Regions from separate parts of the Mus musculus genome. Here region 1 is linked to region 2. The links are chromatin loops, found by intact Hi-C in ENCODE. Cell type or tissue: left cerebral cortex. All regions are shown on one strand. Links, peaks and the distances in the headings refer to the core of each region. The heading gives the core; the rest is flanking DNA.

The links. Peaks named below come from ENCODE experiments on the same cell type or tissue, not always from the same donor. Only the 100,000 strongest peaks of a DNase experiment are listed, where the experiment ranks them.
Region 1: it touches region 2 in a loop (6-fold over the local background); 2 of 42 quality-filtered maps call a loop at or near these places.

Annotation. Positions count from the first base shown.
Region 1 is chr10:41,799,279-41,815,059 of GRCm38, reverse strand. It overlaps Cep57l1 (centrosomal protein 57-like 1), which reads left to right and starts at 5,192. Exons shown (of 11, transcript NM_001243074.1): 1 at 5,192-5,272; 2 at 5,397-5,487. The coding sequence starts at 5,413. It overlaps Sesn1 (sestrin 1), which reads right to left and starts at 4,486. Exons shown (of 10, transcript NM_001162908.1): 1 at 3,760-4,486. The coding sequence starts at 4,038. In left cerebral cortex, for the core only: no CTCF peak of the experiment used is centred there; no DNase peak of the experiment used is centred there.
Region 2 is chr10:41,743,782-41,759,562 of GRCm38, reverse strand. It overlaps Cep57l1 (centrosomal protein 57-like 1), which reads left to right. Exons shown (of 11, transcript NM_001243074.1): 3 at 13,642-13,792. BC048559 (cDNA sequence BC048559) reads right to left here and starts at 12,842. Exons shown (of 4, transcript NR_152819.1): 1 at 12,624-12,842. In left cerebral cortex, for the core only: no CTCF peak of the experiment used is centred there; DNase peaks (open chromatin) are centred at 7,412 and 10,080.

The sequences.
Region 1 (15,781 bases), core at 6,106-11,105, 56 kb before region 2:
ACAGACAACAAGACTCAGTAGTGACCCTTACATGGGCCTGAGGTATATAAAGAGATTTATAAATGGGATTTCTTTTAGATTCAGCAAAGATGAGAAGGGGGACCTGCTGAGATGCAGGGGAAACATCTCCCTGCTCCTTGGATTCCAAGGACAGTGCTTGGTACACAGCAATTCTTGAAAATTTGTCAAACAGATTTTAATATGTTGTTGCTATGAAATCAACAAATTGAGAACGGGTGATATAAGGCTTTGTCTACCAATGTGCTAATTTTTATAGGTTTAGCGGTCATCTGGAATCCAATCCACAGCTCTCCCTTGCTGACCAGTTCCTTGAACTGACCACAGTAGTTAAAGGCCTGTAGGAGCAGCTTCAAGATCTTACATGTGACTCAGCTGCTGCTGCTGTTCCCAGTGAGTGACAGACAGCACCATGGAGCACTAGCTCCAACTACTACTCACCCTCCAAGTGAGGCGGCTGCCAGTGTGAGCAATGAGGGGCAGTGAGGCTGGGCTGGGAAGTGTGGGTCAGCAGTGTTAAGGCTGTAGGCTATCATAATGGGGGTTAGACAGCAAAGTAATTCGGTCAGATGAGCAGGGTAGATAAGTGGCTGCGCAGCAATGAGGGTGGACAGAAAGGTGACAGCTGGGGTAAGTCTGGAGAAGTGAAGGAGAACTATACAGTGGAAGCAGAGACACAAACCCATCCAGGGGTGACTTCCTTTTGGGTGCCTCAGAGACGGCTTAACTTCACTCAATGTGTAGAAAGAAAAACGAATTTTTCTCCTAAATCGACCTACCAGTCATTATTCACTAAGTAATCAAGTCACAAATTCTGATTTTATTTTCATCTCTTCAATTTATTTAAATGCTATATTCCATGGGTTCTAACACCTTGTTCAACTCACATTCATTTGCTGTTCTTTCACCACATGGCTGTCCACTATTGTTTCTGCCGCAGAACAACCTTGTAACTGATCCGACACATCCCCTCCTGACCCTGGATCTTCCAGAATGATCTCTGTAACACTAGCAATCATATTACCCTCGTGTTCAAAGCATCAGTGGCTTCCCATTGTCCTGGGCTAACACATACATTCCTTAGCCCTGCCCACAGTCCCTCTGGGAGAACAATACTGTGTCTACCTTTCTAGTGCACCTCTCCTGTGCTTGGCATTGCGCTCTGCATCGCAGGCATTATTCCATTTTATCCTCTCGGCATCGGCAGCACTGTGAGGCAAGAACTACTAGCATCATCCCCATTTTGCAGATAAGGAAACTGAGTTGAAAAGCAATATGGAACTTATTCTTAGTTGTACAGATAAGAAAGTATCTAAGCCAGGTCTGCCTGACTCCAGAGCATATGCTCTTAAATTCCACACTTCCCTCAAACTGTGAACTTCAACAATCCTAAATTACTGTCAAGTCTTAGAACTCAGTTACTTGCTCTTGCCTTGAAGCCTTCACACAAACTATTTTCTAGGTCTAGAACCCTATGACAAATCTCACTGTATGGATAATTACTCATAAGAAAAGTGTGGTGGTATATAACCACAACAACCTGGCAGGCTAAGGCAGGATCCTGTCTCAGAGTAAATGAATGAATGAGTGAGTGAGTGAATGAATGAACATTAAATCTCTCTTTAAAGGTGTTTGCCTCAAGAAACTCTCCCTGGACTTCTTTACAGCCTGTCTCCCTTTGGCAGAACATCCAAACATTCCTACTTGCCCCCAGTGCTTGCTATGTTAGTCACTGTGTGCTGCTCAAATGCATGCATGAATCAATGCTGTGGGGGAGAAACTCCATAAAGTGGAAATTTCATCTTTGCAAATTAATGGGAGACAGCAAGAAGGCAAACACCTTTGTTTATCCATCGGATAGTTACTTAGTAGCTTCCAGGTCTCAGCCAATACTCTCAATACTTGAGGACTTAAGAGCCCTTCTGGGGGAAGAGACTTAACCAACACAGCTTACTGAACAATACAAATCAAGTACCTCTTACAACAATGGCAGCAGTAAAGAATAACAGAAGAGAGGAAAAATGAAGGTCTATAGGAAGCCACTACAACACAGAACCCGGTGTCCTTTTGCAGAACAAATCCAGCTTGAGATATACTTTACATAGTCTACTGCACTTGTGAAAGAGGAGAGGTGCATTCACTAGATAGGACTCTGGCACTTTGCATGCCATTTCATCTCACAAAAGCTCTGCATTCTTATCCTGATTTTATAAGACGTGAAAATCGAACACAAGGAAAGGCAAGGAACTTGCCTAAGGTCATTTAGTACATTAATAAGGACGCACTTGAACCCAGGTCTGACTCTAGTGCATTGCCTTAGCACTTCCCAGAGCTCGGATACTTTATCTTCAGTATAACTCTTAACAAGTTATATTATTTAGTCTCCCACTCAGAGACCAAGGTGAAGTAGAGTCACACCAAGAGGAAGGGCGACTCCCCTGAAACACTAGATGAGAAGCCTACAAACTTCCCGGTCACCTACTTACATACAACCCACAACAATGTTGGATGTGCACAATGATGACTCCACTACTTAAGAAAAATTCCCATAGTGGCTATGCAGAGGTCTAGAGAAATAGTTCCTTATGTCCAAGGGACAGAATGCACATACACTGAGAATTAGCTCCTTCCTGTAAAACGAATTATTACTGATTCTAGAGTATCTGTAAAAATATTTGAAGATAATTATTTTATGGCTATGATTGCACCTCTTTTATCTAAGTCACTAAAGAAAGCTGTCATCACTTAATACACAGTCAGTGAGCATTCTTCATATGTATAAACATTTCTCCTGCTTCTCCAAATTTTAACACACCTTCTAATACAACAGAATAAAGTGACTGTAGAAAAATGGCAGGACATTATAGAATTTTAAACCTTACTGCACTCACAATTTAATAGGTTTGCACATGAAAAGAGGAAAGAAACAATTCAAGGAAAACAGAAAATAACTGAGCAGCCAAGTATTTTCACCAAATGCCTTACCTGGACCCAACTTTTCTTTCTTTTTCTCCCCACAACCCCCTCCCTGCAACCCTAAGGCAGGGCCTTGCCATGTAGCCATGTATGGACCTAGTACTCATTGCTCGCCAGGCTGGTCTCGAACTCCTGGTGGCATTATTCCTCAGCTTCCTGGGAGTATGGAGAGTAAGCTACTGAACGCCCAACTCTGGGTCCAACTTTTCCACCTGGACAAGAGTTACCTTCTTTATGACTTAGGCTGTTTTTTATTATTGTTTTCTAGTTCTGTTTTAGGATGCTTTTAGAAAATGAAATCCTGTCTTTGTTAAAGAGCCAGAAAAAAATTATCCTGCCAGTTACTCTGAACAAATAGGAAATATTTCATGCAACTCCTCATTTTTGAGGCTTTCAGTGTGAAACTTTCCACACCATAACAATGTGAAAAGCGCACTGGCTACACTTGGCAACAAACAGAAAAAAAATGACAAAGACTGGATTTTAATTAACCAGACCTTTCATATATATTATATTCCACAGACAATGCCATTTCTACCCAAAAACACCATAAAAACAATTCCTGTTCATCTATTTTTGAAAACCGTTTTTAGTTTAGCCTGTTCCATTTGGGCCCAACATTGAACGTTTTACAGAACCCTCTAATGCCTAGTGATGTCATTATTAACAGCTAACCAGTTAGACTACCCCCATGGAAGCAAAAGCGACGGGAATAACTAAGTCAAATCACATCGGCTAGTTAAGTCACTCTAAAACTGCTCTTACCTCGACGCTCTTCAGAATGAGCCCGCTTCTCTCTCGCACATCTTTAAAGGGACATCTCTTAGAGAGCATAAGCAGATGAGCAAGAAGTTTATTCATCCCATCCAAAGAAACCGCGTTTGAAAGTCCGTCTGAAGGTCGGGAAAGTGTCTCTTTCGCTGAACGAAGGTATTCGGTTTTTCTCAAAACGATCTGCCTAATGTTTTCCAGTGCTGTCTCTCTAGTAGTCGTGTCTCTGCTGCACAGTCCCTCCCATCTCGCTTCATTCTCTCCTTCAGCCATGACAATCAAGAGCTTTTTCTTTTTCAGCGTTTAGTCAGTTACCTTTCAGCATTCCCCCAAAGCAGCCCGTCGTTTGTTTGTTTTTTAAACAAAAAACAAAAACAACGAGAAACGCTAAGAATAAAGTCAGAGAAATCCAGCCGTCGTGAAAGCAGGCGTCTGGATGGCACTGGGAATCACACGTGCTTTTTAAAGTTGATGCTTTCAAATCGATCCACAAGGCGGATCACCCAGGCACCCTCTCCTACACGAGGGCAGTCTTCTGACAGAGATTGAAAAGAACAAACTTGGAAAGTTGCAATCTCACAGAGCTGGTTAGCTGGACACAGAGTCCCGGGGAAGTGTTCTCTGTGTCGCAGGGTCAGCGGATATCCTCACGTTGTGGAGCTGTCAAATCCGTGCTTGGTCCCAAAAGGCTGGTAAACAGTAGAAGGTTCTCCAGCCATTCGATTTTTTGTCTGTGCAGCGGCTGGTTCTCGACCGTTCCCACCCCGCCCTCCTCCGACACCAGTCTCCGCCCCCCTCGGCTCCTCCTAGCGCCGCGGCAGGGCAGCGGGCGGGTGCTGGCGGGGTAGGCGGTAGACCCTGGCCCTTAGCTGCTGGGGCCCGAGGCTCCGGTGCTCCGGGGGAGCAGTGTCCGCCAATCACAGTGTCAGCGGCGACTAAGGGCGGCGTCCCCAACCCTGCCGGTTCTTGTCCCCCGGGGTACGCCGATGCTCCTCTTACTCCTCTGTCCTCGCCCACCTCCGCCAAGCCAGAGGGCACCCCGCAATCCAGCAGTCATCGAGCCCAGGGCTGCACGGCTGAAGCAAAGGGCCCCAGGCACAGAGCCCGCCCCTTCGCCCAGCCCCGTCGGTGGGGATCGGCCCAGAGGGCGGGAGCAGGGAGGGGAGACGGGGTCCTCACCCCCAGCCCCTCCCCTGTCCCCGCCCGGGACCGCCGGGAGCCGCCCCTGCCCCATGCCTGCCTCTCCGCCCAGGCACACGCGACCCGCAAAGACAGCCATTGGAAGCAGCCCCGCCCTCGGGCAGAGTACCTCCGGACCCCGAGTCCAGCGCGCCACTGACTAAGACCGGCTGCTGCGCATGCGCGACGCCGGCCAGGGCGCATGCGCTTTCCGCGGTGTTGTCCTTTCTCGACGTTTGGAGGCGCTGGTTTGAAGAAGGGGAAAGAAAAGTAAGGAGTACAGATGCCCGGAGATGTTTATCGAACAAGAAAAGCCGAACAAATAAAGGTGCTCTATAGTATTCCAAGTAGAAATGGGATAGAATTATGAGTGACAGCCAAGCAGGCAGGGCTTTGCGTTGGCTTTTGGGAAATGTAGTTGTAATGCTAACTACGCGCTCTGTTTGCGACAGAAACTACAATTCCCAGATGCCACCGCGACACTTGTCTTTGCCCGCGAACCAACGGTTCTGGAGGCCGTGGTTAACTGGGAGCGTCCATCTGGTAAGCGTGGTAGGCTTGGTTGTGACCCGTTCAGTGAAAAAAAATTTTTTTTTTCCCCTCGGAAACTCTGGTGCCGACGCCATCTGGGATTGCTTCCTTTCCGTCGTGGCTTGCCGGGAGAGAAATAGTGCAGGTGCTCAACACCTTTGGTTGGGTGACTGAGGCAAGGATTTGGGGATCATTGTTTGGAAGGCCAAGGAGCAGCCTTAAGACAGGCAAACTGGAAAAAAAAAAAAAAGAAAAGAAACAAAAAAGCAAAACAAAAAACCGACGCCGCTGCTTCTGCTGTCCTCTTGCACATAGGCCCGTGCTGAATGGATTAGGAATCCCTAAGCGTTGCCATTGCACCTTTGCCCTTACAGGGATCTGTTTTGTGCTGTCTTTGCTCAGTCAGATAGCATCCGAAGGGGATCTTTGAAAGCAAGTCTCTTGTGTCTGAGACTGAAAAGAACTTCAAATGTCCTTAGGTTTGGAAGGTTCTGTATGAAAAGAAGCCTATAAAAACCTCCTAAATGTGTTATCTTTGAACGATATGGTCATTTCTCTAAAGGTGTTTTTGGAAGGTTTTTAATAGACTGGTAATCGGATTCGATTTTAATCCTTTGTTTTACAAAGTAAACATAGTCATAAAATATTAATCTGGAACTAAAGAGATGGTGCAGTAGTTAAGAATTGTTCTTATACAGTACTTAAGTTCGATTCTCAGCCCCAACTTGGCAGCTCACAGCCATTCATAACTTTAGTTCCAGAGGATCTGATGACTTCTAACCTCAGTAGACACCAGGCATAAACCTGGGGCACAGGCATACATGCAAACAATACACTCATTGAAAAATCCAAAACCATAAAAATTAATGAGGCTTTTAACATGAGAAAAGTGTAACAATAACTTTTATTCTCCTGCTGTAATTGCTGTCTGGAGGCTTACTGCCTCCATCAGCTAATCTAGGCCCAATCCTGCAAGCTTCTAGCTTCTGTAAAGGCCTATAGTGTTTCCAGCTTTTGAGACTTCCTGCTGAATAAGCTCACTCTTTCTAGCTCTTTCTGAATTCTTGCTCTCTGGTTCAACTCAGCTGTTTTGGCCCAAACTCCTCTGACTGATTCAAACTGGCGTCTCTTGCTTCTGACTGAATTGCTCTGCTTGGCTTCAAACTAACTTTAGCAATGTGTTCTACTCTTCTGGCTCCTCCTTATTCTCTGGCTCAGCCTGTCATGTCTAGCTTGTTCTCTCTTCACCCTGTCTCTGTAAAACTCTCCCGGTAACACTGTCTCTTTTCCTCTCTCCCTCTGTCTGCTCCCTCCTATGTTGCCTCTCTCTCCTCTCTCATGAGAGTTGGGTAGATCCTAGTCTACTGAATCTTTTTCTGATTCATCACTTTGTTTCCCTCTCTGTTAGACTTCACTTTCAAACAAAGCTGCTTCCTTCTACAAACTTTGCCTTCATTGTTTGGGATTAAAGGTGTGTACTAAGGGTGTATCTGTGTTCTAACCAGAGTAGCTATGTTGCCGAATTAAAATCCCTCTACAGAAGAGTGAGAAAGATACCCCTCATCTTATTAGAACACTTATGTGGCCAGGCGGTGGTGGCACACGCCTTTAGTCCCAGCACTTGAGAGGCAGAGGCAGGCAGATTTCTGAGTTCGAGGCCAGTCTGGTCTACAAAGTGAGTTCCACGACAGCCAGGCCAGGGCTACACAGAGAAACCCTGTCTCGGAAACAAAACAAAACAAAACCAACCAAACAAACACTTATGTGTAAAATACAGTTGTAATACTATTTGATATTGTTGGCTAGAGGAACATTTAGCCCAGTCTTAGAAAGTCAGGGAAGTCTTCATCCCAAGGAAAATGAAGGCCAAATGAATAGCATAAGGCTTCAGTCACCAAGTGCCTTCTGTTCAGAAGGATGTCACTGAGCTTGTATTTTAAGATAGTAAATAAGTAATGTAGAGTATATAGCAAAGGAAACAATGACAGCCAGTTAGGAAGGAATGAAAGGTGCTTGGCTGTGGGAAAAAAATCTTCCTTTTCAGTGGGAGGAGGACCATTGCTGGATGGATGTGCAGGTTGCCTGCCACCTCAGGACAGCTGTTAGAAGATGAGCTTGCAGGGTGGAGTTGCCCTATTCAAAGACCTCCAATATTGAGAGGGTCTTTTAGCCTCAAAGCTGAGGGTGGGGGTTGGGTACACAGGGCTTTGCTTTTGGGAGTGGGTGACACAGACCATGGGCAGGAAGAGTCTGCACTGGGAGGGGGAGGGGTGCAGAGTTTTCTCTGCCTTGTTCTGGGTGGGCTTAATTCTCCAGAGTGTCACAGTTGACCAGCAGCCCTGGTTTTTATTTGGGGGTATGGAGTGTTTTGTTTTGTTTTGTTTTGGGTTTTATTGTAGGCTCCTCCAGTTACCTTTCTTCAAGTTAATTTATATACTTTGCATTCTTTGATGCAACAGCAGTTACTATTTGTAGCAGAACTAAAGAAAGGAAGAATTATGGAAATCAAGGGCTCTTGTGAGTTCTAAAGGTCATCCGATAACAATTTAATCATCCAGGTGGGATTAAGGATTCAAGAGGGACACAAGGTATAGGCAGAGGAGACATGGAAGGACTGGTCCAGAGGAACCTGTGCTACAGAACCACTTGAAAATGAGATTTTTGAAATTGGACCAAGTGGTACATGTCTGTCATCTTTTAACTGGGGGGTGTGAAGGCAGGAGTTTGAAGCCAGCCTGAGCAATGTATTGAGACCATGTTCCACAGGAAACAAGATAGTAAAACAAAGGAAGCATGACTTGCTGTCATGGAGAAGTGCATGTTGGTATATGGAATAGGGAAGAGGTCAGTAGATTGGCCATATGGCTTGGGATATGGAAGAGAAATGAGGAAGACTTAGCTGCAGAGACAGTGGAGGTTTCATTGTAATGTTTTGATAATGGGTGTTGGTTTTGCCAAAGGAGGGTACATTCCATGACGTTCAATGAATTTGAAGTTTTCCACAAAGTGATTCTGAAGGAGCAACCAGTGTAGAGGGAAAACCCTCAGTGTTTTCCTAGAAGCAAAATGAAGACAGAACGAGGAAGGAATGCTTAAATGCTGTTCTAGATGCAGTGGCATAAGGACTAATGGACCACTGCGGGGACTTTTAATAGAAGTTCAGAAGCCATTGAAAGGACTTGAGCCCCTGTTCCTGTCCTACCTGCTGTCCCCCGAGGTCAGACCCTCTTCTTACCCCCCCCCCCACCATCAAAGTGCTAATGTTCCTTGTTTCCAGACTGAAACTAAGTTGTTATCTGACCTGAGAAATCAGGAGAACCAGAGGGAGTGATTTCCCAAGCTCGCAATTGGGTGTGATGATCCTGTTCCCTCTGCTTTGAGGCCTTTCTTCAGTCCTTCCAGAGGGTAACAGGAAGGAATCTGGTGTTAACCAGTTACTTTCTTTTGTTCTGTCTCTCTGTCCTGACCTCTGGTGGAAGGTAACTTTGAAGAGACCAGTCTGCTCTTGTTTCTGCTGTGTTTTAGCCTCCCTAGCTGTGAAACTGACCTCTGTGGGACAACGAAAGGCTCAGCTTATTTGATGGAATGAAGTGTTGCCTCATTCCAGAGTTGAAAAAAAAAAAAAAGATTATTTAAGCTTTTGTAAATTGCAACTTTGTTGTTTGAAAGGTCACTGGCCATCTTGATAAGATCAGTTTGGGTGAAGAGTGCAAAAAAGCAGGTGGTTTTTGTTTTGTTTTGTTTTTTTTAAACCAAAGGCAATAAGTAGACACAGAATCTCTGTCCTTGTTTTCTTTGTCAAAATGAAGACTGCCTCATCTTGTCTGACTCCTCTTCCTTTGAAGATCTTAGCTCAAATATTTCTTGCTCAGAGAAGTACCCCTAATTAGAGAAACAAATAAATGTGCTCTTATTTCAGCATGTATCTTTACTGGTGTATTACAAATGCACTTTTCCGTTTTAGTTTCCCATAATGTGATTAACACCTGGGTGAAGGCAGCACACCTGAGAGCATCCAGTGCCTGGGTCTCCTCAGTCTGGCTAAAGCTCAGTACATCGCCTGGGGCCCAGTACATACCACACACATGCTTGGTGTTCAATATGTGTGTTATCCCAGCACTCTAGAAACTGGTGTAGGAGGGTCAGCAGTTCAAGACCAGCTTGAGTTACTGAGCAAGGCCTTGTCTGGGAAGTGGATGGGGGCAGGTGGGAGTGGGTGGGTGGAGGAGGTTGGGGGTGGATGGGAGGGTGAATGAGCAGGAAAACACTCGTGGTATTTTCTACTCAAAGGTACTGCTTATTGTTGATGAACAAAGCTAGGTGGTTAGTAGATGGAAGAAAGTGATGAAAGCATTTTAGAAAGCTGTAATTGTCATGAGATATTAAGACATCTGCAGAACAAACAGTTCTGTGACTTGGGTGGAATTGTGACTTAGGTGGAACTAGCATCATAAAAATACTAAGAACAGGCACATCCACAGATCTCAACTACATGATCAATTCTTCAGCTATTCTCCTTTTTCCCTTTCCTGACAACCTCTTTCAGATGTGGTTCATGGTAGGACTGATCCTCCTCGTGTGTGTAGTCCACTTACTGCCTCTTCCTCACATCTACCCTTTGTAGACTGTGCCATTGCTCATTAACCATGCTTTCCTGAACCGTGCAACATTAGAAGAGCTTTTTTAAATACCAGCCAGGCACTGGCCTGATGCTGCAACCGCAGACCTACTTGATGTTTAAGCTCTGGGAAATGGTTCTTTTGTTTTTCTTCTTAGGGTGATTTTAATTAAAATAAGCTCCAAAATCTTTGGACAGTGTTCTAAAAAAACAGTAAAACCTAGCATGAATGTTAGTTGTGCATCTTGCTGTGTGCGGTGGTTCCTTCAGTAGGAGCAAAGGCTCCAGGTGATGGCTATTCTTGGTTGTCAACTTGACTGCATATGGAATTAACCAAACCCAAGGAACAGGGCACACCTATGAAGGATTTTTAGTTAATTGGGTCTTTTGAGGTTGGCAGACACCCTAAATCTCAGCCACACCTTCTCATGGCAGCCTATATAAAGGATGGGGAAGAAAGATACTTTTGCCTTCTGGGTGCTTTTCCTCAGTCTTACTGGCATTAGAGCCTGCTTCTTCAGGATTCCAATGATATATACTGAAGACCACCTGAGATATCCAACCATGTGGACTGAACAACTATTAGATTCTTGGACTCTCTGCTGAGAGACATCATTTGTTGGACAAACACAGCTTGTAAGCCACTCTCATAAATCATGTGTGTATGATATACATTTTAGAAGTTCTTACTGAAATGAAGATGCTGAGGCCAAACTTAATAATCAATTAATATTCTTTGAAATACCTACCAAGTAAATAGCATATTGGTCTTCCTGCTAGTTATTTTTTTCTTTCTGTAGGAAATTTGTACACGAAACCATCATGTTGTCTCAGAACTTGAAGTCATCAGCAGAGATTAGGTATATTATGTGATAGGTCAGTTAATACTGTTGAGTCCTGGCCTCCTGAGCTGTCTTTTTTCAGCTTCCATTCCTGTTTGATGGAAGTGTTTTGTTTAGACACATTCATATTGTAGGCTAGTTTTTGGTTCTCTGCCTGAGAGAAGATTTTGCATACATGCACACATTGGGTTACTATATAGTTGGCTCTTGAATGTCAAGTTATTTATGTGCGTTTACTTGAGACAGGGCTTGCACATGGCCTTGTTTGAGATCATCCAGCCTTGTACTCCTAGTGCACCTTAAAGTCTAGTAGAACAACATACTTTGGGCTTTTAGTAAAGTTTGTGTCTGTGTGATGTTGAAAGATCCTGACAGAGAGTAAAAATTCCATGAAAGCCTCTAGACATGTGTCCAAAATGGACCTCGCTATTGGCAGAAAGTAAAGTTTAACTTGCTCCATTGATTCAGAAAATGTTTGTGCAGAATGTTCTGACCGTTCCTTGAACCCGTGTGTTTGCCAACCACTGTAGCCCACTGTCAGGTGGTTGCGGTTTGGTTGTTGAGCTGAAATCAGAAAATTTCCCCAGCAACTTAAGAACTGTTTCTGTGTGCCAGCGAATTTTGGTTTCAAACTTTCGGTTTGCGGTCGCAACATCTCACGTCTCACGGGAGACAGAGACCCGAGTCTCGAGACATGGAGTGTGATCGGCAGATGTGCTAGGATCACTGACTGCCGCTCTGGGGGATGCCTCGGAGCAAGGGGAAGGACTCTAGGAGTCCGACTGGGACGGGAGTAAAGACTCGGTAGTCTTCCTGGATTGGAAGAACTACTCACCAGCCCGACCTTCTGCATCTTTGGATTGGTTTTGTCTGCCTAAGAGGTGGCAGACATTTGTTAGTCTTTGTGTGTGTTTCTTCTGTGTCTGTTTTGTGTTTTTTGTCACCTGGACGATGGGACAGACTGTGACGACCCCCCTAAGTTTGACCTTAGATCACTGGTCTGAAATTAGGTCGAGGGCCCACAATCTTTCAGTGGAGATCAAGAAGGGACCTTGGCGGACTTTTTGTGCTTCTGAGTGGCCAACATTTGATGTGGGCTGGCCACCAGAGGGGACTTTTGACCTGACTGTGATCTTTGAAGTTAAAGCCATTGTCTTTCAGGATGGACCTGGGTCCCACCCAGACCAGCAACCCTACATAACTGTGTGGCAAGACCTCGTCCAGAATTCACCCCCATGGATCAAACCGTGGATCCCAAAACGGAAGCCAGGTTCTCGAGCCCTGGCTCTCCGCAGACCAAAAGTGAAACCCAAGGATCCTCCTGAAAAGGAGCCTTTGCCTGGGCCCTCAGCTCTCCCCAAGATCTATCCCGAGATTGAAGGGCCTCCTGAGTGGCCAGAACCTCCTCCTCCCTATCCCCTGCCCCCTCCAGCTTCCACGCCTCCACAGCTTCCAGAGCCCGGCCCTGGGGCTGGTGGCGGCACAGTTGGAGGACCGGCGGCTGGGACCCAAAGCCGGAGCGCACAGAGTCTCTCCGCAGATGGGGTTCCTGACACCATGTCTGCCTTTCCTTTGTGTGCAGTGGGACCAGCGGCAGACCTGCACTCTCTCCAGACTCTTCAGTATTGGCCATTCTCATCAGCTGATCTCTATAACTGGAAATCCTACTTTTTCAGAAAATCCAGCTGGACTAACCAGCCTGGTGGAGTCATTAATGTTATCTCATCAGCCCACTTAGGATGATTGCCAACAGCTTTTGCATGTTCTTTTTACCACAGAAGAAAAAGAAAGAATCCTCTTAAGGGCTCAGAAGACTGTCTCAGGGACAAACAGGGCCCCAACCAACCTGTCCAACAAGATAAACGTGGGGTTCCCTCTCGATAGACCAGACTGGGACTACAACACGGCTCAAGGTAGGGAGAGGTTGACAGTTTACTGCCGGGCTCTAGTGGCAGGTCTCAAGGGAGCGGCAAGATGCCCCTCCAATCTGGCAAAGGTAAGAGAAGCTATGCAGGGGCCAGCTGAAACCCCGTCTGTTTTTCTAGAGAGATTAATGGAGGCTTACGGACGCTACACTCCCTTTGACCCGACCTCGGAGGGTCAACAAGCCGCGGTAGCTATGGCTTTTATAGGGCAGTCATTAGCAGACATTAAAAGCAAGTTACAGAGACTGGAAGGGTTACATGCCATGGCTTTACAGGACTTAGAGAGGCAGAGAAAGTGTTTACAAGGAGAGAAACAGAGGGAGAAAAGAAAGAGAGAGAAGCATGAGGAATAAAGAAAGAAAAATAGGAGGGATCAGAGGCAGGAGAGAAATTTAAGCAGGATCCTGGCTGCAGTAGTAGAAGAGCGTGAGGGAAGAGGTAGATCTGAGAGTAGACAAACAGGGTACCTGGGCAACAGGGAACCTAGACCTTGTGGAAGAAAACCCGTTCAGAAAACTCTGGAAAAGGACCAATATGCATAGTGCAAAGAGAAGGGACATTGGGCGCGAGAATGCCCATGAAGAGTGGGAAATGCCCCTAAGGTCATGACTCTCGAAGATGATGACTAGGGGAAATGGGGCTCAGACCTCCTCCCCAAGCCTAGGGTAACCCTGACTGTGGGAGGGGACTCCTATGGACTTTCTAGTATATACCGGGGTAGAACACTCTGTGTTGAAACAACCATTGGGGAAGCTCAAAAACAACAAAAAAAAAACATAGTAATTGGAGCCACAGGCCAGAAACAATACCCTTGGACCACTACACATACTGTAGATTTAGGGAAAAGACAAGTGAGTCACTCACTTGGTCACCCCTGAGTGTCCCACACTGCTTCTGGGGAGAGGTCTTGACTAAACTGAAGGCCCAGATTAGATTCACTCAAAAAGGGCCGAGAGTAAGTTGGGAATCCCCTGCCTCCATGGTCCTGGCCCTACAACTTGAAGAAGAGTATCGCCTACATGAATGCATGACGCAGCAGAAGGGCCAGCCCTAAGAGACTGGTAGACTGCCTTTCCTAGATCATGGGCAGAGACCAGAGGCATGGGGGTAGCTGTCAGAGTACCCCCCATGGTTGTCGAACTGAAAATGGATGCTACCCTTATAGGGGTGCGGCAATACCCAATGAGCTGCGAGGAAGGGATGGAATTAGGCCACATATTCAGAGACTATTGCAACAAGGTATTTTGATGTCTTGCCAGTCGCCCTGGAATACTCCTCTGTTGCCGGTAAAGAAACCCAGCACGAGTGACTATCAAGATCTAAGAGAGGTCAACAAGAGCATCCAAGACATTCACCCAACTGTTCCTAACTCCTATAACCTCCTCAGCTCGCTCCCCCGAAAGTGAAAGTGGTATACAGTACTTTATTTAAAAGATGCTTTCTTCTGTTTAAAGTTACATCCCTCCAGTCAGCCTATATTCGCCTTTGAATGGAGAGACCCTGACACTGGACAAACGTGACAACTGACCTGGATGTGGCTACCCCAGGGGTTCAAGAACTCCCCCACCCTTTTTGATGAGGCTCTACATCTAGATTTAGCCTCCTTCTGAGCTGAAAACCCCTAGATGATCTACTCCTTACTGCAACCTCAGAGCAAGAATGCAGGCAAGGGACAGAGACTATTAGCTGAACTGGGTGAGTTGGGGTACCAGGCCTCTGCTAAAAAGACCCAGTTATATCAAATGGAAGTTGTCTACCTGGGATACACTCTTCGTGATGGGAAGCGGTGCCTGACAGAGGCTAGGAAAAAGACTGTGACTCAGATAACAGTACCGGCTATTCTGAGGCGGGTGAGAGAATTCTTGGGCACTGCTGGGTTCTGCAGACTTTGGATACCTAGTTTTGCAACACTGGCTGCCCCCCTCTTTCCCCTGACTAAGGAAAGTGGGGAATTTAAATGGACATCAGAACATCAGAGAGCCTTTGAGAATATTAAGGAGGCCCTGATGACTGTGCTGGCCTTGGCACTGCCAGATTTAACCAAGCCCTTCACCCTTTATGTTGATGAAAGGATGGGAGTAACCAGAGGGTTCTTACTCAGACTCTAGGGCCATGGAAAAGGCCCGTGGCACATCTGTCTAAAAAACTGGACCCAGTGGCCAGTGGATGGCCCACATGTCTGAAGGCCATTGCAGCAGTAGCCTTGCTTGTTAAGGATGCCGACAAGTTAACTTTGGGACAACAGATAACTGTGGTGGCCCCCCACTCTCTTGAAAGCATTATCCGCCAGCCCCCAGACCAGTGGATGACCAACGCCCGAATGACTCACTATCAGAGTCTGCTGCTGACTAAGCAGGTAACGTTTGCCCCTCCTACCTGAGACAGAAGTCTCTTTGCCTGTCCACTGCTGTGCTGACATCCTTGCGGAAGAGACAGGGGTCCAGAGTGATCTGTGTGACCAGCCATGGCTGGGCATTCCAAACTGGTATACAGACAGAAGCAGCTTTTTGGTAGAGGGTAAAAGGATGGTAGGGGAGGCAGTGGTAGATAGCAAACATGTGGTGTGGGCCAGCAGCCTGCCAGAGGGTACGTTGGCCCAGGAAGCCGAGCTGATTGCCCTCACCCAGGCCCTTTGGATGGCTGAGGGATGGCTTATTAATATCTACACCGATAGCAGGTATACTTTTGCTACAGCCCACGTCCACGGTGCCATCTACAGGCAGAGGGGATTGTTAATGTCAGCAGGTAAAGATATTAAAAATAAAGAAGAGATTCTGAGTCTCCTTGAGGCTATTCACATGCCAGCCAAAGTGGCCATCATACACTGTCTGGGACATCAAAGAGGCTGAGATCCTGTGGCTAGAGGTGATCAGATGGCTGACCAAGAAGCAAAAAAAGCAGCACAAGGACCTATGGTCCTC
Region 2 (15,781 bases), core at 7,032-12,031:
ACACATTTTCTATACATGTGTGGAATATATGTAATTTGTTCAGTGGTTTTGCACTCCTTGGGAAAAATGGCAAATCTGTTTGAACCAGGACTGCACTTCAAAAAAAAAAAAGTGTGGTATCATTGAGAAAAAATTAACTTTTTTTTTGAGAGCCAGGATACTCTGAATACAGTGGGACTATTAACTTAGTGGGCGTGAGTTCTAGGAGTACAGTTTATCATATCAGGACCGTAAATCGTGGTCCTTGGCAAGCACAAAGCTTACTCTTCATCCTGGTGCGTCTGGACCGTCACCAGGACCTGTGCAGTGTGCAGAACTTTGCAGTCAAGTTCCAAAGAGTGTGAGCATGCTTGTGGACTCTGGGGTACCGGTGTTTGTTGTTTTTAATAAGTAGATGGGATGTTTTGTGCTTAGAGGGCTAATGAGAATAGCTAGTGTGGGGCTGGAGTGCTGGCTCAGCAGCCAAGAGCACTTGATGCTCTTCCAAGGATCTGGGTCCCGTTGACAGCACCCAGGTGCTTACAGCCTTCGTTATCTCCTATCTCCAGGGGGCTCAACCCTTCTTCTGGCCCCTTCAGCACCCATGAGTTAGCTCTCACACACACACACACACACACACACACACATGCACACACACACACACACACACACTTTTTAAAAAATGGATAAATGTGATGAGAAAAGAATTTTTGTACTTTCTAATAGTTTGTTTTTATACTTATAAAAACAAATCAAACTGTGTAAAAATGAGAGCCCAAAAACATGGCCCACACTTAAGAAGAAATGGTTCCTGGCATTCAGGCTGATATTCAGGCTGATACTTTGGTGTTCGGGCAGTTTTAAAAGTGTCTTAAGTGGAGAGACAGTTTCTAATTGGCTCAGATTAAAGGCAGATGGCTTTAGAAAGGGTCTGTGCTTGCATCTTCCAGTTACTTTTGCCACAAACTTGATACCTTCTTTGGAGAAGAGAAACTAGAGACTAAACAAGGACCTTCCACATGCTAAGAATGTATTCTACTAAGAGCATACTGAGATGCACCCTCACCCCTTGGGAGCATTTAAAATTAAATTCCTGCCTGAAAGGGTTTTAAATTTATTTTGTGGTTCCGTTTTTGGCCTTGCTGACAGTATGAATTCAGGTTGCAAGCTTTGTTAGAGGATTAACCCTTTCCTTTTTAGTCTCTATATGTGTGCATGTATGTACATGTATGTGTATGTGGGGTTTTGTTTTTAATGGGTGAGGGGAACACATGCCTCATCTGGTTTGTGTCAGCTTGTCCCTGGCTATCAGGCCTTGCCTTTTACCTTGAGATAGCATCTCTCTGAGGGCTCCAGACTAGCTGGCCTGCAAGCCTACAGGGACTCTGCCTCCTGTCCCACTGTGGTAGTGCTGGCATCACAGACATGAAGCACCCTGCTTTATGTGGGTTCTGCTATTCAATCTCCAGTTCTCATGCTTGCCTGTGAAGCAATCTAACCATTAACCCAACTCTCCAGCCCCAAAGTATCAATTTTTATACAAAAATGTGTTTGTGATATAATGACTAGATAGAAATTTTCAAGCTTCTTTTATATTATTTTTCTTTGTTTTGAAAAAAATGTTTAAAATGTCTAGTATTATAATGTGGGAAATATTTAAAAAGATGAACAGGCTTGTGCCTCTGCCCTGATGGCCTGACCGGCCAAACACTGATGGCTGACCCGTTTTATCTCGTGGAGACTCTCTGGTCTGGAACTCCCAAAACATCTCCACCCAGCTCACTAGGTTTCTAGTGGTGGGTCACTACCACGCCAACCTCATGCTCCAAATCCCCTTGTGGTGCACATTTGGCAAACCCGTGCTTTGCTGCTGTATCTTTCTCTCTTAAATCCAGACGAGCCACCATGTGAAGGAAAGTACAACACAAACTCAGTTCAGAAACAATGGTAACTCAGTCTCTGGGCCCAACAACTAAAACCTAATCTTGTAAGCCTTATTAAAATATGATTCGTATGGTGGCAAATCTTTGCGGATCTGCCATGATTCCAGGAAACTCTAGCAGCTACATCTTACCCACATGCTGTCCACATTCCAAAAGGCCCAAACTCTCTCATCCTTCCTCTCTTCCTCCATCCAACCTGGAAGTCCCGCCTGCTCGCCCAGTGATTGGCTCACAAGAAGCCACCTGAGCACGTGACTCATTGCTCATTCCTGAGAGCCTCTCCCAGGACAGCAAGTAGCACAGAGCCATCCAGAACATTATTGTGTGTGTGTGTGTGTGTGTGTGTGTGTGTGTGTGTGTGTGTGTGTGTGTGATGGGGGTTGCTTATGCCACAGCATGAATGTGGAGGTAGAAGGTAGCTTTGTGACGTCGGCTCTCCTCCCACCTTATGTGGGTTCTATAGAGTAAACCCCATTCCCTTGGCAGGAGCTTCTACCCACTGAGCCATCTCACCCACCCACTGTCAATTTCTGACTGATAGGTTTATTTTTCATTTATTCTTTGTTGTATCTTTCGTCTTTATGTTCTTCCAGCTTTTATATGCTTGGGGTATTCAGTTCTTGGGGTGCACAAAAGAATAGTACATTATAATAGAGCAGAGGCTTAAGTTTGACCATCAGATACTTGCTTAGACCCTTACCATCCATTTCAGAAACTGTTCATACTCATGACAGACACTTAATAAACCCCAGGTCTTTTGAGGCATTTCTTTCTTGATTCCTCTTTGATGATCTTCAACTTAAATTTTCATAATATTCAATCAAGGAGTTAATTAAAACCATGTTTCTATTTCTATAGACCTAGGTTGGACCTAGCAGGCATTAGAGATGGGCCACACAAATGGTATGTAAATGATACTCATTTTATACACTGATGCCTTTCAAATGCTTATTTACTCTTAGCCATCTTTGAATCATCTAAACAACCAACATAGATCTGCTAAACACAAATCACTTTTGGGTGGTGTGATGGTTTGAATATGCTTGCCCCAGGGAGTGGCACTATTAGGAGGTGTGGCCTTGTTGGATTAGGTGTCACTGTAGTCGTGGGCAATGAGACCCTCATCCTAGCTGCTTGGAAGACAATCTTCTAATAGCCTTCAGATGAAGATGTAGAACTCTCAGCTCCTCCTGCACCATGCCTGCCTGGACACTGCCATGTTCTCACCTTGATTATAATGGATTGAACTTGTAAGCCAGCCCCAATTTAATGTTGTCCTTATAAGAGTTGCCTTGGTCATGATGTCTGTTCACAGCAGTAAACCCCTAACTAAGACAGGGGAGAAGAGTTTATTTTTATCATATGTGTATAAATGTCTTGCTGGCATGCATATCAGTGTGCCATATATATGTATCTGGTACTCTTGAGGGTCAGAAGAGGATGGCAGTCCTCAGGAACTAGAGTTATGGATGGTTATCAGCCATGTTAGATGGGTGCTGGGACTGAACCTGGATCCTCTACAAGAGCAGCAAGCACTCTTAACCACTGAGTGTCTTTTCTCACATGTAGGCTGCCTGCGTTGCCATCTAGTAGCTAAATGACCTTGAGCAAGTTACTTCTTAGTTGCTGTATGCTAGTTAGAAGTGAGTACAGGTCACAGAGAGAGAGAGAGACCGCCATTCCAGCTGAGGTGTCTGGACCAGGCAAAGTTGACTTCTGGTCAAGAGGATGGTGTGTTCCAGAAGAGCCAACGCATGCCAAGGCAGAAAATGCATTTGGCTGAGCTTTTCCCATTGGCTAGGACCTGACATCACGTTCTTATTCTACCTAGCTAGTCCCAAAAAGACTGGTGTGAGGAAATGAAGGATGGTTCCAGGCCTTCAGATTCCTAGAATGGAGCAGTGGGGGCCAGGGATGAAACATCTGTACAAAGTCTTACAAGGTGGGAGACATAAAAATTTATTTATTCATTCATTCATTCATTCACTTATTTTGGTTTTTCAGTACAGTGTTTTCTTGTGTGTAGCCCTGGCTGACCTGAAACTCATTCTATAGATCAGGCTGGTCTTGAACTCGGACATCCTCCTACCTCTGCCTATCCAGTTTTGGGAATAAAGATCCACCACCACCTTGGAGATAAGGATTTTAGTTCTTTGTCTTAAATACAAGTTTTATTGTATTTGGTGGAACAGACCCATATTTGATATTTCTTTTTGTAGCTTACTAATTTCTTTGATGTTCTTTGACATTTCTTTCGGAAAAACTGAAAGTAGACGCCTATCTCTTACTCCTTTCTGGGGGGCCACCATTGTGCTTTGTTCTTTGGGTTGAACTGTGTATTAGATGCCTCATACAAATGCACCAATAAGGTGTTGCCTTTTGTGTCTGGGTTGCTTCACTTAACACAATATCCCCGAGCCATTATTTTAGCACACACCAGAATCTGATGCCTTTGAGATTTTTAGGTTAGTAAATGTTACTATCTGTTGTCTTTTCTTTGTTTTAGACATGTGTTCCTTTGTTGCCCAGGCTACATCATACTCCTACTCTTCATGCTTTGGTCTAGACTAGTGTTAGAGTGAGAAGTATACTTGGGCCCTCTTGAGGGGCTGCTCTCAGTTCTTCTGAATGCATGTCTGGACGCATAACTGTCCTTTATGACACTGACAGTTACCACTCACCTCCTCCCTTTTAAAAGCTGAAAGACTGCCATTTGAGGCCTTTGTAATGCCTCTGCTCTGCATCCCTGGCCAGCTCGGTGCGGTTGTGTGCTTCTCAGGACTTCCCATCAGCCGCGAGTGGTGATGCTTCTCACAGGTGATGATGATCATCTGAACAGCCTTAGTTAATTTTTCTGTATAACTTTTCCTGCATATTATTAGCAACCAATGTGACTTCATTATAGGACCATGCAAAAGATCCCACCTAGTCAAAAGTTTGCTCTGAATTTATTACCTACTGATGTTTCTTGCCAGGATCCATCTTCCTATGATGGGGACTTTTTTTTCTTTCAAATGTACAAATGCTAGTTTTAAAGTTAATGATGATTTTCAATGTCATAAGATCATTAAATATATTTGCATATAAATATAGTAAATGTAAGATAATCTGATCCTATAACACCTTTTATGTAAAAGTCATTGAAGGGTTGCATCTGAGTTTCTGGAATTTAATGGACATGATGCGTAGTTCTATAAAGTCACTGCATACTTTTTTTTGTTTTCCGAGACAGGGTTTCTCTGTGTAGCTCTGGCTATCCTAGAACTCACTCTGTAGATCAGGCTGGCCTTGAACTCAGAAATCCGCCTGCCTCTGCCTCCCAAGTGCTGGGATTAAAGGCGTGCGCAACCAACACCCAGCCACTGCATACTTTTTAAACTTGCAGTTACACTTCCGTATATAATTAATGTTCTGACACTTCTTAGTCTATGGGTTGTTTACAGTATAATCTGTTTTCCTGGGAATGAGCTGTTTAGTGAATGGTCAATCATAGCATTTATTTAATTGAGGTAGAAGGAGAGCACATTTTATAATGTGCAGTAAGTGTGGAATTAGAGCAGGAAGGAGGCAGAAAAGCTTTGACCTGTAAATATCCCCAGCGTGCGACCAAAGAGGATTTGTCTGGAACAGCTGGTATCTTTAAAGGATTTTAAAACAATTTTCTCAAGCAATATACAAATTAGATAGAAATTTCTCTGGCAAAAATATGGGAAAATACTGTATAAAAACTTGTAGAATATTTTTTTAATAGCATGACTGAATTGGCACCAAAGTAAGAGAACAATATGACTGTCCAGATAATAAGAAAGTGCATCTGCACAGGGCAGGTGAGCCCTGTCTGCTGCTGAAGGTGTCTTCTGGTCCTTCGAGGCTCAGATCGTGGGCTTTAAGAGGAAGCTGCTTGCATGGCAAAGAGAAGCCTTATTCTTGGCTGAGTCAGAAGTTCAAACCTGACAGTATACAGAAAGGATGCCTAAAGTGTCAAACATTGCATGGATGGTTTATGAAAATAACCAGCTCTTGAGACCAACTTCAGACCCGCATGCACTCCCATGTTTATCCCTGGCTTTACAATGAGTACACCTGTAGCTGTAAAGGGTTGCACCACTTGGCTCCCAGTGGGTCGAATGCATGCAGGCGCGTACACACACACACACATACACCATCTAATTTTTGACATGTGTGACTAGCTCAAAGGCTGGGCACTCCTAAACCTTCCCTTAATAGCAAATGACCTCCTGCAGTATTCCTGAGACTCCTAAACTTCCGCCTGTCACCCTAATCCCCGAATTGGCCACTTTCCTGCATTCTTACATGGCTTGTTGGCTTTCTCTCCTGCAGCTCTTATGTCCCATCCTTCTCCCCCAAGTCTTCCTTCTCCTCCCTCCCCCACCTCTCGCCCTAGCCCATGCAAATCTAAGGGTCTTGCCCCATATCCCTTTGCCCAGCCATTGGCCGCTGGTATCTTTATTAATCGATCAAAAACCAATCGGGGACAAGGACCTTCAGCATTTGGACATGCAGATTCCCAATTTGAGGACCAGGTTATTTCAAAGCATTGGAACCAATCCCCAATATAGACCTGTCCTGAGAACTTCCCATCACAGCCCTTGCTGTGTCTGAATTTGTGCCCAGCCTCCCACCCCCACCCCCAAGGTCTCCACCTAAAAGTTTGTTTTAATGGGGTTTGGGTATTGCAGAGACCTATCGGGAATGAGCATAAATCACCTTTGCAGAAGAGTCTTTTTTGTGTGTGACGTAGGAAGTCAGAGCAAGGGCTTTCACATGGTAGGAAGCACTCCACCATTGAGCGACATTCCCAGAATGATTTAAACATGAACTTCAAAGAATTCCTCAGTTCTATGAAATTAATTGAAAACCAAGAATTCTACAATAAGGCTCACTGGTGGAGTACCAGTTAGGGATGTGCAAGGCCTGGCTGTAATGCAAAAAATGAAGACATATGAAATGGAAATTCCAAGATGCACTGTGATCACACCTGTAATCCCTGCTCTCCGGAGGCTGAGGAGGGAGGCTCTTAAGTTCATGATCTGGGTGCTTTGAGCAAGACCCACTCACAAAAACGAAATCGCTGACCATAAATTAACCAGCCACTGCAAACAGGTAGCAGACCCCACACATGACAGAGATTGAGTTCTCAAATTATCAAAGAAAAGTAAGTTTGTCGAGAGACTTTTCTGTAAGAATATGCTGCTAGCAAGCTACTTTTAGAATGACGGCTTTGCTTCTGTTTACCATTCCAGAGGACAGAGCCCACCAAGGTCGGGGGGGCAAGGCGGCTGGAGCTTGAGGCCCACCCAGCAGTTAGGAACAGGAAGTAGAACAGGAAGTGTGGCTAGGCGCTCCTCTCAAAGCCCGCCCCCAGTGATTACCTCCTAAAAGTTAGAGCATTCTTGGCTTGCTGGAGAGTGAGTGACTGAGACTCAAACTCAGCAACCTCTAAGAAAGTGAAGTCATGTCCAGTGAGATTAGAGAAAAACCGTCCTGTTCCGCCTGCCTCTGCAGGGAGTTTGGCTGCGCTTCCCACAGAGCTGACTCAGACGCTGAGGCAGGTGCTGGGCTTCAAGGAAGCAGAGACGCCACTCCCAGAGTGGAAGTGCAGGCTGAGGTATGAGAAGGCCGAAGCTGACTTCTGGGCCCCCGGAAATCAGGAACAAAGTATTGGGGGTCCACAGGGCCTCAATGGGGCTGGGACTGGGGGCACCCAAACTCATGGGCATCTGGGTGTCACTGAGTCTCGAGGAGTTGGGAACAGAGTCAGGGGCCTGCGGGCTGAGGACAGCATCTAGTCTGGGGTGGGGACCAAGGGGAGCTCTGGTTTAACTCAGCAGTGATTGTCCTTAGCTTTGTGGTGGTTGTGGCTTGAAGCGCAGAGAAGCCTTCTACAGGAGAATTAAGCGCGGTAGTCAAATGCCTTCTTCATGGCTCCCCACGGCAGATCTTGATGAAAGAGACAGTCCACTGTTCTAAGCTGTTTATTGACGACTGCTCATCGTGGAAAATGGATACATACCGTACCATGCCAACTTCTCGGGTGGACCCGAGATTAAATACCTTTTGCTGGGAGATAGAATGTCTGGAAAGGGAAGCTTATTGGCTAAACCCTCAGGGCCTGTAGGTACTTCATTAGCATGGAGAACTCTGTTCTGTGCCTACATGACCACAGATCAAGCTTCCTTATGTGTCGAGTGCGACTTGTATTCCAGGCCTGGAATCTGGCAGGGAGCGGTGGAGTTGCCTAAATCTCAGGTATATGTCCACCAGGTCTCTGGGTCTCAGACCCACTCTACCTTACCAAGCTTCTTGTCATGGTTTTACCATCCCACAGAGAAGCAATAGTCAAAATCAGTGACAGCTGGGACATTTCTCACACTGATGTAGGAAGGTTTTAGAAGATAAATAAATCCCAAATAGGGCTATGGAAAAAGAGAGTCACACCTAAACACACCATGACAGTTACTGCAAAGCTACAATAGTCCCCAGAGAGACAGCCAGCCAGCCATGCTGGGAAGGTGGAAGATAGAGAGAGCATCATAGTGCTTCCAACCCAGAACCAGACAGCAGCGTTACCTTTCTTCTTAAGACTGCTCAAGACTTACATTATTTTCCATTTGTATGTATGTGTGTATGTACAGGAATGTAGGTGGAGGCCATAGAGGCCAGAAGAACATAGCTGATCCCATGGACTTAGAGTTCCAGGGGGTTGGGAGCCATCTGATGTTTAAGTGCTGGGAACAGAACTCAGATCTTTTGCAGTACAGCAAGTGCTCTTAAAAGCTGAGCCATCTCTCCAGCTCCTGCACAATTAACTTTTAAAAGAATGTAAGAGAGATATTATGATGCAAAAATTAATAAAATTTGCCCTAATGCTAACTAATCTGGACTTTAAGATGCAGACTTTATGAAGGAGGAATGTAGATGCAGCAAGGAATGGTGAGGAGGCACGGTGGCTGGGCTTGGAGTGACAGGAAGCCGGCCCCGTCATGGAGGTGCAGTGTTCAGAGTATTCTTGGGACCAGCCACCACAGAAGGGAGGGAGGGAGGGAGGGAAGCAAGCAAGCAAGCAGGAAATGTGAATTTCAGAGTGGAGTGAAGTGTCAGGAAAGATTTCACAGGTCCCCCTGGGTTCTGGAGCTGAGGCTGTCCTTCAGGTACGTTATGTTAACGTTATGCTCATGTTATGTTGGAGCAAGAGGGGCCTGATACAGAGTCCCCAGAGCAGACAAGGCAACAATGGAAACAAATGCCATAAATGCCAAGTTGTTTAAGTGAAAAATGTATAAGTCCATTTATGTAAAGTTTAAAATCCATGAATACCAATACAGTAAAGGTGTGTGCCAGTGTACTACAGTGTTCCTTTAGCTATATGTATTGTATACAATTTTACTTTTATGTGTATGGGTTTGCCTGTGTGTATGTCTGTACACCATGTGTGTACCTGGTATCCTCAGAGGCCAGACGAGGGAGTCAGAGCCCTGGAGCTGTGGTTACAGTTCCCTGTCATGTGGATTCCGGGACCTGAACCCAGGTCTCTGAAAAAGCAGTCAGTGCTCTTAACTGCTGAGCCATCTCTATAGCCCTGTAAGCACAAATTGTGTCTTATAAAATCAAATTCTAAGATACTAAGAAGAAACCTGTTGATTACTCTTGTTTTCTTTTTGTGGTAGGGTCTTGATGCATAGCCCGCACTGACTTAAAAGTCACAATGCTATTACAGAAGAACTAAGTTTAGTTCCTAGAACCCACATCAGGCCGCACACAGCCATCTGTGTATCTATCTCTATAGGTGCCATGCCTCCTTCTGGTCTCTGAAGGCACCCACAGATACATATATATACATACATACATACATACATACATATGAATAAAAATAAAAGAAATATTAAAAAATTTTTGACTCTTTTAGGTCTTTGGATTATGCCTTAATATTTCTGGTTTTCTTGGTTTTACTGTACATGTTTATGTACCTAAAGAGTGTAAACAGAGGGGCTGAAGTCTTGGCTCAGTGGTTAAGCCTGCTTGCTAGTGCTCTCGTGGACCACCTGGGTGCAGATCCCAGCACCCACCATTTGGATTCTGGTTGTAGGGGATCGCACACCATCTGGCCTCTGATGGCACTGCATCAAATGGCACACCCACGTGTATACATGCAGGAAAAGCTCTCCTGTCCATAGCATAAAAACAACCTCTAAAAGAATGTAAATACAAAAATACAAGTGGCACCATATGGATTGGGCTACTTGTAATTTTAGAAGTTTACTTTTCCAAAGTGTATGTATGTAGAGAGACAGAAATACATACCCCAGAGTTTGGGGGGCAGGGGAATGGGAGGGGAGAAAGAGAAACAGAGAGAGAGAGAGAGGGAGAGAGAGAGAGAACGAGAGCATGTGCATGCCCAGTTCGCCTCTAGCCTTAACTTGCTAGTTGAGGATGTCCTTAAGCTGCTGATCCTCCTGCCTCTGCCTCCCAAGTGCTAGGATTACAGGTGTGAGCCACCGTGCCCAGCAAGCTACATTAACTTTATAGAAGCCAGGGATGCTGAATAATTTCCTTATATGCTCACAAGTTGTCACAAATGGTTCTAGACATAATGGTTTCCCTAGTCTTAATACAAATGAGACCCACGTTGCCCCTACTTGCATATTTCTACAAAATTCACTAGGTTCCCTTGGTGCCTTTCACGGCTGGAGTCTATTGTGTGTTGTTCTCTTGTTCAATATTTTTAAAATACATATATGTGTGGGTATATGCAAATGAATGCAGGTATGTGAGGGGCCAGAGGTGTTGGATCCCTCTGGAGCAGGAGTTACAGGTAGTTGTTTATAGGGTGCCCATTGTGGGTGCTGGAAACAGAACTCTTATCCTCTTCAGGAGCAGTATTTTAATGGCTGAGCCATCTCCCTGGTGTCTAAGGTCCTTTTAGTGATGCTAGGTAGCTCTGCCCTTTGCCATACAAAATGCTTTTCCATTGTTTTCAGAAACTTCTCATAGAGATACTTGTGAATATGTCGCTTATAGGTGCATCTTCCCACTCTCCCTACCTCGCCTTGCTTCTCTTCCCTCACTCTTCCTCTTTCCTTAGGTCCCATGAACTAGAGAAGGTTAGAATGACCTGACTATATGCAGTTCAGAGCCACACCTTTCCCTAACCAAGTAGGGCTTTGGCTTTTAGGTGAGACTTTGTAGTTGTTTGTCTTCCACCAGAGAGTTTTCCTCCTAGGATTGCTCAGCTGTTTCTGTAAACAAACAGCTGCTAGGTATGTGTGCTTGATTACAGCACAGGAGCACGTTGTAAGCAAGAACCCACACTACAGTGGGAACTTGTCAACCAGAGCCTGTTGTGTTGTGCTGACAAAATACTGAGGTCATCAGTTTATCAGGAAAGATGGCTGGGCCTGATGGTGCTTGCCCGTAATTAACCTGACCTACATAACAGTTTTAGACCAGTCATTGCTACGTAGTGAGATGACTAGGGATTGGGGATGGGTGGTTGGGGGAGTGGGGTATCATGGCTCATGGTTTCTGTGTGGTTGGCTAGCTATCCCTAGCTAGCATTGAAAGATAGCATTGCATAGAAGTCACATTGCAGAGGAGGCCCGTTAGTAACAGCTGAAAACAGAAAGAGGACAGGCAGCTTGTCATCACCTTGGAAGTGGGCCCTAAAGCTCCCTTGTACTAGAGTCTTCCTCCTAAAGGAAGCCAGCCCTTAGCTTATGGGCCCTTTTGGGAAATTATGATCCAAACCATAGTAACTGGCTTTTCTCGTGTCCTCTTTTAAAGAAGTTATTTATTGGGGGGTGGGGGGGAGTATGTGTAGATGCTGGAGGATACCTTTATGGGTGGTTTTTCTCTCCATGTGCCTTCAATTGGATTCTGAGGATTAAATTCAGGTTTACGCAACAAGTATCACACCCCCACACCCCCAGCCATCTCACAGAGCTTTACTTTCATTCTACAGATAGTTTGTTGCTGTTTGTATCTACTTGACATGAATTACAAGCAAGTCTCATTATTGACAGTCTTCTGAGTAGTCATGATTTTTATCAACAATAAACCTATGCCAGTGTGTTTTGTTGCTTGTTGTTTGAGACAAGATTTCCTGTAACCCAAGTTGGCCCTGAACTCCGCAGGTAGCAGAGTGTGACCTTGAACTCTTTATTCTCCAGTATCACCCTTTCTAGTGTTGGGATTGGGATTCTAAAGGTATAGCATGGCCCTGGTTTTGTGGTGCTAGGGATCAAAGGCCCTGGTTTTGTGGTGCTAGGGATCAAACTCAGGCTTTGTATATAGTGGATAAGTGTTCTTTCCCCTGAACTTTTTTTTTGGACAGGGTTTCTCTGTCTAACCCTAGATGTCCTGGAACTCATTCTGTAGGCCAGGCTGGCCTCAAATTCTGCCTGTCTCTGCCTTCCAAGTGCCAGGATAAAATAAGTGTGCCACCGCTCCTAATCTTTAATTTTGTGCCAAAATCTGATTTGTGAAATATATTTTACTTGGGTCAGAGGAGTCTTCATTTTCCAAATTGTGTAGAAACTGACATAATTTTTTTTTCCTAGCCCATTAATGGAGGGCAAGCCAGGAACTTAGAAGGGAGCATTATACTGAATGACTCCAGTGTTTTGAGGAGAGTCTCACCTGCCTCCTTCTGTCTAAAGATACATATCAGTCTTCAGAACTTACATACTCTGGGGACTCTAGTAGACTCCACTTCATAGCGAGCCAGTGTGATGAGCCAGCCATGACTTAGTATCTTGCGTTGAGGGAATTAGCCCGCACACACAGGAGAGACAATGTCTGCCCAGCCATAGCCAAGAGGATGGAGACATGCTCAGTAGGTGGTAGCCAGTTACAGTCAGAGCAGAGCCTGGGTGTTTGCCAACCTGCCTCACTTAGGCAAATGAGGTTGTCATGGCGATAGCTGAGGTAGAAAATTCTAGAAGCTACAGTAGAAAATTCTAGAAGCATCTCCTTTGCCCTTCTTAGGAATACAATCATGGAGAGAAGCCAGATTTTGCCTTTTTAACCGGAAAGCCCTGAAGTCACAGAAAATAATGTAATGCAGAAATTAAAAAAAATATATATAGTATCTTTATAATGGCATTCTTCAGTTACGTTTATAAAAAGCTTTCTGGCTTAGAATTGTGCCAGTGGGAGTTACTTGTTAACAAATATTACCTCATTTCCTCCAGTGTGTCTGTGAGTTAATAACACCAGCTAGCATTCCGTGGTTCACAGCAGATGAGTAGAATGGAGGTTCACTAAGTGGAAGTGTGTTTATCAAGGATTAGATTTGGGAGTCTGACATATGCAGACTTTCCTTGGAAGCCCATCTGCCATGTCCAGTAGTACTATGAAAGACTAGAGTTAATGGCTCTGGTGAAAATCTGCATGGTCTCTGAGTATATACGTAAAATCCTAGACTCAAATTTTTGTGGTTAGGGTATATGTAACTTAGGAACCCCTGGGAAAACGGGTATTTATGTCACCTGCTCATTACTTGCTTACTTGCTTACACAACAAATAGCTGCTTTATTACTGCTGAGTTTAACCAGTTGACGTTGTAGTAATAGTTAAGTTTGTAAATGTACATCTGGGTAGTGTATTGCTAACAGCTATGTGCTGTGTCCATCAGTGTGTGAGGTATCTGTCCTTCAGATGGGATCAGTAACACCACACCCTGTCTTTCTGTTTCCCACAGACAATGGATTCTGAATTATCACAGAGTATGGTTGGGAGCTATCTTAACCCTCCAGAAAGAATGCATCTTCCATCATTCACGCAAAATGAAGCATTTCAGAATTGCCACCCTGGGACCCCTCCTAAAATGTTTAATAGTCCAAACAACCAAGGTAATGTTGTTAATATCAAACTTTACAGAAAGTCAGGAGCGGGGCATGGCATGGAAGTACCCTTCCTGTAGTTTTATAGAAAGTGCTGTGATTGTGTTTTGAGTAGTCACACAACTGTTAATCACGAGGCTACTGCTGTTCCCTGGGAGCTTACATATGTCACTCACCAGTCCTAAAAATAGTTGTTTCTTCAGCTATAAGCTACAGATTAGTGCAACAAGCTAATAAATATTATACAATTATAATAAAAGTGTCTTTGAAAACAGAAAACTACTCTTTTAGGGGTAAAAATTAAAGGCCAGAGGAGTGGTGCCACATGCCTTTCACCCCAGCACTCGAGACGTAGAGGCAGGTAGATCTTTATGAGTTTGAGGCAGCCTAGTCTACACAAATAGAGAAATCCTGCCTCAAACAAACAAAGAATAAAGTTTTACTACTATAGGTAAAGTGATAAACTACAGTTTTTGTTTAGGTTTTTCTTTTCTTTCAGGGTCTCACTCTATAGCCTCAGACACACTCCTTCCTCCCTGTCCAGGCAGGTGCCATGACACAGGCTGTGCACAAGAGAGCCCACTGTCTGGGCCGCCATACTCCAGGCTTTGCGCATCCTTCGTGCCCAGAGCTCTCTGTGCCCCATGACACTGCACTCTTTGGAGTTAGCTGACCTGGGAAGGTTTCCTAAGAAGGCATGCAGACCAGGCTGAAGATGAGTCTCCATTTCTTATCTCAGTCACATGACTGTGATGTTGGTCTTGGTGGCTTCAGAGGATGGCACTTTCACTGAGGAGCACTTTCTGCTCTTCTTACCTCTCAAGATTGCTCTCTACTTATAAACGAGGTTCTTTTTCTATTAGGTTTCTTGTCAATTTGGAAATAAAATAAAAATCCAAGGGACTACTAATAGAGAGATGGCTCAGTGGCTAAGGATGCATTAAGCAGCTACCTGGTGGGGAACTGGTGCTGGTGTGTTGTCCTCAGACCTCTGTGTGCGTGCGCCATGGCACATGCACACCCACACACACTCGATGTACACATAAAAATAAAAAAGGTAAATAAATATATCAGTAAAAGAGAGAATAAAAATCTAGAGTTGGAATCCTTCTGACCTAGATAATCAGAATGCCACTGGAATCATATCATATTCAGACAGCAGTCAGAATTCACACATATTCAAAATTGTCCTTGAAAATCCCTTAGAAAGCCTTCATAGCCAAGTAACTATAGAAAATGACTATTGCAATGTTTTAAACATAAACCTAAGACAACCTCAAAATTGAATTAGAAAATAGGACTCCAGAGATATTTTATAGTTTACAAATTACTTTGTAAGATCTGATTATCACCCTTCAAAAGAAAATCTGTAATAATGGTTGCTGTCTTAGGATTTCTATTGCTGTGATTATAAAACTAAGTGGTTAGGAAAGGATTTGTTTCCACTCACCACTGAGTGCAGCCCGGGCAGACTCAAGGCCGGAGACATGCAGCTCACTTGCTTACTCCTCATGCCTGCTCAGCCTGCTTTCTTGTAGCACCAGGATGACCAGTTCAGGAACAGAGCTGCCCACAGCGAGCCAGGCCCTCCCACATCAATTATAAATCCAGAAAATGCACCACAGGCCAGCCTGGTAGAGGGCTTCTTCTCATTTTAAATTCCCTCTTCCCAGATGACTCGGGCTGTGTCTGTCAGGTTGACAGAAACAAGCCAGCTCCATGACATTAGTAAATAAATGAATTCTGTTGAGTTTACAAACCATAAGAAAGTAATCCAGAGCAGTGGGCCAGCTACCGGTGTCAGATAGAGAGCAAACAAAAGTCCCAGCACACATTGTCCTAACTATATGTACTACTAACTGAATAATTGATATTCCACTCAGATCTAGGTTTATCATTTAAAATCACAACTTAATAGAAAATGTAAAATCACATTTGAAAAACTGCTAACTCTAAATTTATCTGCATCATGAAGACACCAGTATAGCTAAGTAAAAA